Linked DNA regions of Mus musculus: region 1 is linked to region 2. Evidence: chromatin loops called from intact Hi-C (ENCODE). Cell type or tissue: gastrocnemius. All regions are shown on one strand. Links, peaks and the distances in the headings refer to the core of each region. The heading gives the core; the rest is flanking DNA.

The links. A loop is a pair of places that touch in the nucleus more often than their neighbours do. Peaks named below come from ENCODE experiments on the same cell type or tissue, not always from the same donor. Only the 100,000 strongest peaks of a DNase experiment are listed, where the experiment ranks them.
Region 1: it touches region 2 in a loop (2.5-fold over the local background); 6 of 42 quality-filtered maps call a loop at or near these places.

The regions. Positions count from the first base shown.
Region 1 is chr10:43,683,364-43,686,272 of GRCm38, forward strand. No RefSeq gene overlaps it. Among named protein-coding and RNA genes, the nearest start is that of Gm40632, 9.0 kb to the left of the region's middle. In gastrocnemius, for the core only: no CTCF peak of the experiment used is centred there; no DNase peak of the experiment used is centred there.
Region 2 is chr10:43,578,734-43,581,642 of GRCm38, forward strand. Cd24a (CD24a antigen) reads left to right here and starts at 436. Exons shown (of 2, transcript NM_009846.2): 1 at 436-589. The coding sequence starts at 521. In gastrocnemius, for the core only: a CTCF peak has its summit at 1,151; DNase peaks (open chromatin) are centred at 430, 1,265 and 2,212; H3K4me3 peaks cover 2,500 bases; H3K27ac peaks cover 2,500 bases.

The DNA of each region.
Region 1 (2,909 bases), core at 155-2,654, 100 kb after region 2:
ATTGCAGGCATTAGAGAGCTTTAGTGTGCATGGGCTATACTTATTGATATCTACTATTCAAAATCAAAATGAGACAACAACAGAACAAGGAAAGCAAGCACACTCCAGCATTCATAAGCACTGTGAGGACATCGTGTGCAAAACTGCAGTGCACACCAATGAGAAATGAAAAGTCAAACAAGGCTGGGAGGCAGCCCAGTTGGAAATGTGCTCGCTGCGCAAGCATGAGCATCTGAGGCTGTGGCCCTGCGCCTATGTGAAACACACGAATGCCGCACTGTGTGCCTGCACACAGTCAGACTAGCTGAATAGCCGAGTTCCTGATTAGTGAGAAACTGGAGACCGGGCTGGAGAGATGGCTCAGCAATTAAGAACACTTGCTGTGCTTTTAGAAGAAGACCCAGGTTCAGTTCCCAGCACTTACATGATAACTCACAACCATCTATAACTCCAGTTTCAGGAGATCTGATTTCTCTTCTGGCCTCTGCTGGGACTAGTCACACACTTGGTGTATAGACATGCATGTGGGTAAACCACTCACATAGTTAAAGTGAAATTAAAATTAAAAATAAGGTGATAAGCAATAACAAGAAGACACCTGATGTTGCACACACACACACATTATACAGACACACCATACACAAAGACTCCATAGACACACACACAAACACCATACATATAGATATCATACACATACCATATGCATAGACATCATACACATACACCACATACACACACACACACACACACACACACACACACACAGAGACATCATACAGACACACCATACACAAAGACTTCATAGACACACACACAAACACCATACATATAGATATCATACACACACCATATGCATAGACATCATACACATACACCACACACACACACACACACACACACACACACACACACACACACACACACACCACACGGGTTCTTGACACCACCCAGAGTGCTGTCTTTGAAACAGCCTAGTGGAAGGCTGAAGCTTGTCGTCTCCTCCCCCAACACACACCACACCCCTGGCCCCACCTGCCTCTACCTGGGCTGCCAAGCCAGCGGGAGCTCAGAAGAATGCAGCCCCACCAGGCGCCTCTTTTCTTTGCCCTGAGGGAAGGCATGTGACTCCTGACTGGGGCCCAAAGCTCCATTCCCGGTCCTCAGGCAGTGCTAATGTGTTTGTGGGAACTGCTTCGGAGAAGATGAGGCTCTTTGGAAATGGAATTTGGAGTGAGATCCTTTTTAAAGGCTCGGTTCCATAGAGCCAAGGGAAGGCCTTCCGAGGGTTAGCAGGCCTCACAGGCCTCACAGGGGACGGGCACTGGGAGCCCAGCACGTTCCTGCACCTCTTCTCTGTTTCTGACTGAATCTTACTCTTGGTACCTGGCATGCAGTAGGGGACTCACAGCATTCTGACCTGGGTTTTGTGGATGAGGCAACCGAGGCTCAGAGAACTCTGCTCACAAACCATGTCAACACAGCAGGAAACTGTGCAAGAACACTCACTTCTGCCTCCTCGGTGGCCACAGTTTAAACAGTTTGCAGTAACCACCCAGGAGCCCACAGCTAAAGGGCTCCTTTAACTTTCACTTCTAAAAACAGACAGACAGACAAACAAACAAACAAACAAACAAGCAAACAACCCAAACCTAGATGGGCAGTGGTGGCATGTGCTTTTAATTCCAGCACTCTGGAGGCAAAGGCAAGCATATCTCTGTTAGTTCAAGGCCAGCCTGGTCCACAGAGCTAGCTCTAGGACAGCCAGGACTATACAGAGAAAACATGTCTCGATATAATAGTAATATAAAATAAAAATAACCTTTACTTCTAACATTTTAGGAGATCTGACAGAAAAATGTGTTGGGCTAGAAACTGGGACACATGACTTTTTTTTTTTAGTTTTTAAAAAATTTACATTTATCTACTTGTTTATTGTGTATGTATGTGTATGTGTGTGTGGTGTCTGTGTTGTGATGTGTATGTGTATAGTGTGTGTGTGTGTGTGTGTGTGTGTATACTCCCCAGAGCGCTCGAGCACAGGTGTACTCACCTGCGGGTTGATGCCACAGTATGCCCGTGAAAGTCACAGGGACAGCTTGCAGGACTTGGCTTTCTTCCTGCCCATGGGAGTTCCAGGGATGAAGCTCAGATCACCAGACTTGTCTGCAAGCTCTTTTGTCCACTGGGCCACCTCACCAGTTGCCTTTATTTGAATTCTTTATGAAGTTTTACAGTGCAAAATTAATCTGACCCACGTTCCCATTTCCATGATCCCTTAGAAGTGAATACTGTGTGTAGGTCAGAGACATGACCCAGGACATAAGCCCATACTTAATCTTTCTGTGTCTCTGACTCTGTGTGTGTCTCTAACTTGCAAATCGTTGACTCTTTCAAGTTTCCTTAGTAAAAATGTTTGGACTAGTTTCTTCTCTTCTTTTCTGTTTAACCTCACACCCTCCCCTCCAACATCCCCCCAAAACTTCCTGAAATGATTGCAGATTCCCCCCCCCTAGACTCCATGCTAAGCAGGGGTGATGGTGTCTCCTCCTCCATCGTCTTTCCTGGTGGATCATTGCAATGGTTTTCTTCTCAATGCCATGGCTACATACTTGCTAACAAAGCAACTCCAGGGAGCAGAGGTTTGTTTTACCTCATGGTGAGGGATGGAGCCCTTCCTGGCAGGCAGACTTGGTGGCAGGATCCTGCTGGTCAAGAAACAGAGGCAGCAGTGTTGGTTCACATTCTCCTTTTCTGTTTTATTCGGTTTAGGGCTCCTGACCCTGGAATGGGCTGTCCTTATTCAGGATGGGTTGAAATCTCTCAGTTATCGTCTCTGGAAATAGCCACAACAAAAGGTGTAGTCCACTAACGCCTTAAACATGTCTTAATCTGACCAAGATGGCACACAA
Region 2 (2,909 bases), core at 103-2,602:
CTTGACAAAAACCAGCCCTGAGCTCCGCGCAGTCTGCGCGGCGCCCGCGGCTTCGACTTTTCGTGTTGGGGGGTAAGATGGCAGGGCCGGGGAAACAAAGGAAACTTGGGCCGGCCGGCGTGTGTGGTTCGTGTGCTCGCCCCAGGTCCCGTGTGGGAGTCGCCTGCGCCTGTGCATGCAGCCTGCCCGGGGAAACCCTAGCTGTGCCAGAGCCCGGGGCGCCCGCCCACCTGCCGCGCTGGCCGCCCCGGGACATCCCAAGTCACCCCGGGCCGGTGCAGGCGGCGGGGGAGGGGCCGTGAGAGCCGCACAGGAGGGTGGGGGTGGGGGCGGGGAGGCGGCGGGGGAGGAGGAGAGCACGGGTGGGCGGGCGCCGCACGTCACGGCTATTGTGGCTGTCCCGGTATATAAGGTCCCGCCGGCCGGCCGCGCTCCCCACCTTGCCTGCGCCCGCGCGAGCTTAGCAGATCTCCACTTACCGAACATCTAGAGAGTCGCGCCGCGCGCCGACGGAGCGGACATGGGCAGAGCGATGGTGGCCAGGCTAGGGCTGGGGTTGCTGCTTCTGGCACTGCTCCTACCCACGCAGGTGAGACCCTGTTCTCGATTGGGCACTGGAGACGCGTCCTGGGGCTTGTGTGTGTGTGTTCGCGCGCGCGTAGGAGGGGCAAAGTCTTTGCCTCCGGCCAGGCACTGGGGTAGGGGGAGAATTTTGTGTAACTGACTTGGGGAACTCGTGGTGTGGATTCCCTCGAGAGAGCGCCCCCTTCCCTTCTCACGGAAGGTCTTCGCGCTCCCTGCGAACCACACAAAGAGAGGGAACGGTCCCCTTCGGGGGAGCGTGGCACACGCCCATCCTCCACCGTCCAAACTGGTTTGGAGATCACCCAGGAAGCCCTGGTTGTGGCTTTATCTCCCACAGGTCTTGAAGCTTAGTTAGGGACCTCCCGACTGCACAAACTCTCGCGGTGCGACCCCACACCTCCATCCCTGGCCACCTTAGGAGCCCCATCCCAACCTAGAATCCCCGGGCATTATAGAGACGGAGGGCAGGACTGTAGTGTCCCGATTCTCCGTCAGGCTTTGTCCTAGTCCACAGACGCTTCCTCTCTTAGATTTGTCCCGGGTACAGATCTTGCCCCCCAACGCCATGGGTGGCGCTGCTCTAGCTGCGTTAGGGTGAAGGCGCCGCGCCCAGAATGAGACCTGGAGCTGAGCCTGAGAGACTGGGACGGGACTCAGAGAATCCGACTGTAGCTTTTCACTGCGGTTGGTTCGCTTAGGGATGTCCCTAGGGCTTTTTGCCCCTGAAAAGTTGGGAGCGCCGGATTTTTGGTCCCTAGAGATCCAGGGTCCGGGCTCACCTGGGAGAGCAGCCCAAGAGCTTGAGGCGCGCTTCGTCTTCCCCTTCTCAGGCAGGGTAACTATACCCCATTGTCTTCTCGCTGCGGGTTGACTGTGCCCCGGGGCCTTTCTCAGTTCACCCGATCCCCCATCTAGGAGGGGCTGGGCATCGTGAAACTGGTTGGTCTCACTCAGATTCCCTTCTCCCCAGGGCGCCCCCCCCCCCCGAAATGTTGAGAGGGAGGTGTTGGTTAAACAAATCAAGGGAGATTGGTGGAGAAAAACTGTTTAATGCCAATTTAATAATTAACGTAAAATTTTGTTGATGGTGTTAGAGAGGACCTCTAGACTCAGACTGAACATTGGGCTCCTTTTTCATCATCATTATTATTATTATTTAGTTTTTTTGTCACCTGCTGTACTAAAAGCTCTTTGTATAAATGAAGAGCGGTTACTTTCCGGTACCCCTAAGACAGGCTCCCTGTTTTAAACAACTTAGCATATTAATGTTTTCCTTTTTGTGTGAATGCCACTTCCCGATAGGACAAGCTCTCTTACACACAGTAGGCACCCAGTAAGTATAATTGACTGGATCAGGTGTGGCTAATCTACTTTGGACACAATTTGCACATTTCTTCAGTCAATATTTGGTTAATGACCTTACGCCTGTAGAACAAAAGGTGCTGATGTGGGAGGGCTTATCAAGGGGCCGCCGAAAGTACGTGTGGCTAGATTCTTTGCTGGGTGCCACGTCGCCCTCTCTCTTGCTTGTAATCGGAAGCTCTAGCAAGCCCTGGCAAACCCTCCTTTCAGTGAGGGCTAAAAACTCGGATCAGCCTTTGTTCCATGACAAAGGAGAGTATCACGTGCCTCGCCGGACTGTGCATTTCACGGCTTGCAAAAGCAGCGGTGAATGTGCCACTAGGTTGCTGGGACACAGGGAAAGCCTTGGTTTCGGTCACAGCGTCTAGTCAGTCACCAGGCAATGAGCTGGTGAAATTTAACTCCAAACCCCGCCTTATGTGAAAGGGAGGATGTTTTAACTGAAATCCTTCTGCCGCAGAGCAAGGAGTCTCCGATATTTATTTGAAATGCAGATTAAATTAATCACTGTTGCTGCTAACCTCTGGCGCTGGCAGTGAAGCCTGGCCCCTGAGCGACATCCCTAGGGTGGCCAGCTCCCAGTTTTCAATTTGAGACATTTTTTTTTTCAGGTTTTGGGAAGGGTTATAATTTCAAGATTTCAAATGAGCAGATAGGATACCCAATGTCCTTTTCAGTTTTAAATGTTAAGATACTTCCTTAAAGCAGGCTGTGTGAAGCCAGAGACTCAGCATATCAGGCCAGGCTGTGTGGTCCAGCAAACTCTTAGATCTCAGTCACCACGCAAGTCACCATGCAGACACACGGCCCCTACGCCTCCCTCCCCCTGTTTTGATTGGTTTTGAGATAAGCCCCACTATGAACTGCTGACTGGGCTGGGTTTTTGTTGTTGTTGTTGACTAGAATTTAGAGAGACCTGCCTGCCTCTGCTTCCTCCTGAGTGCCAAGATTAAAGGTGTATG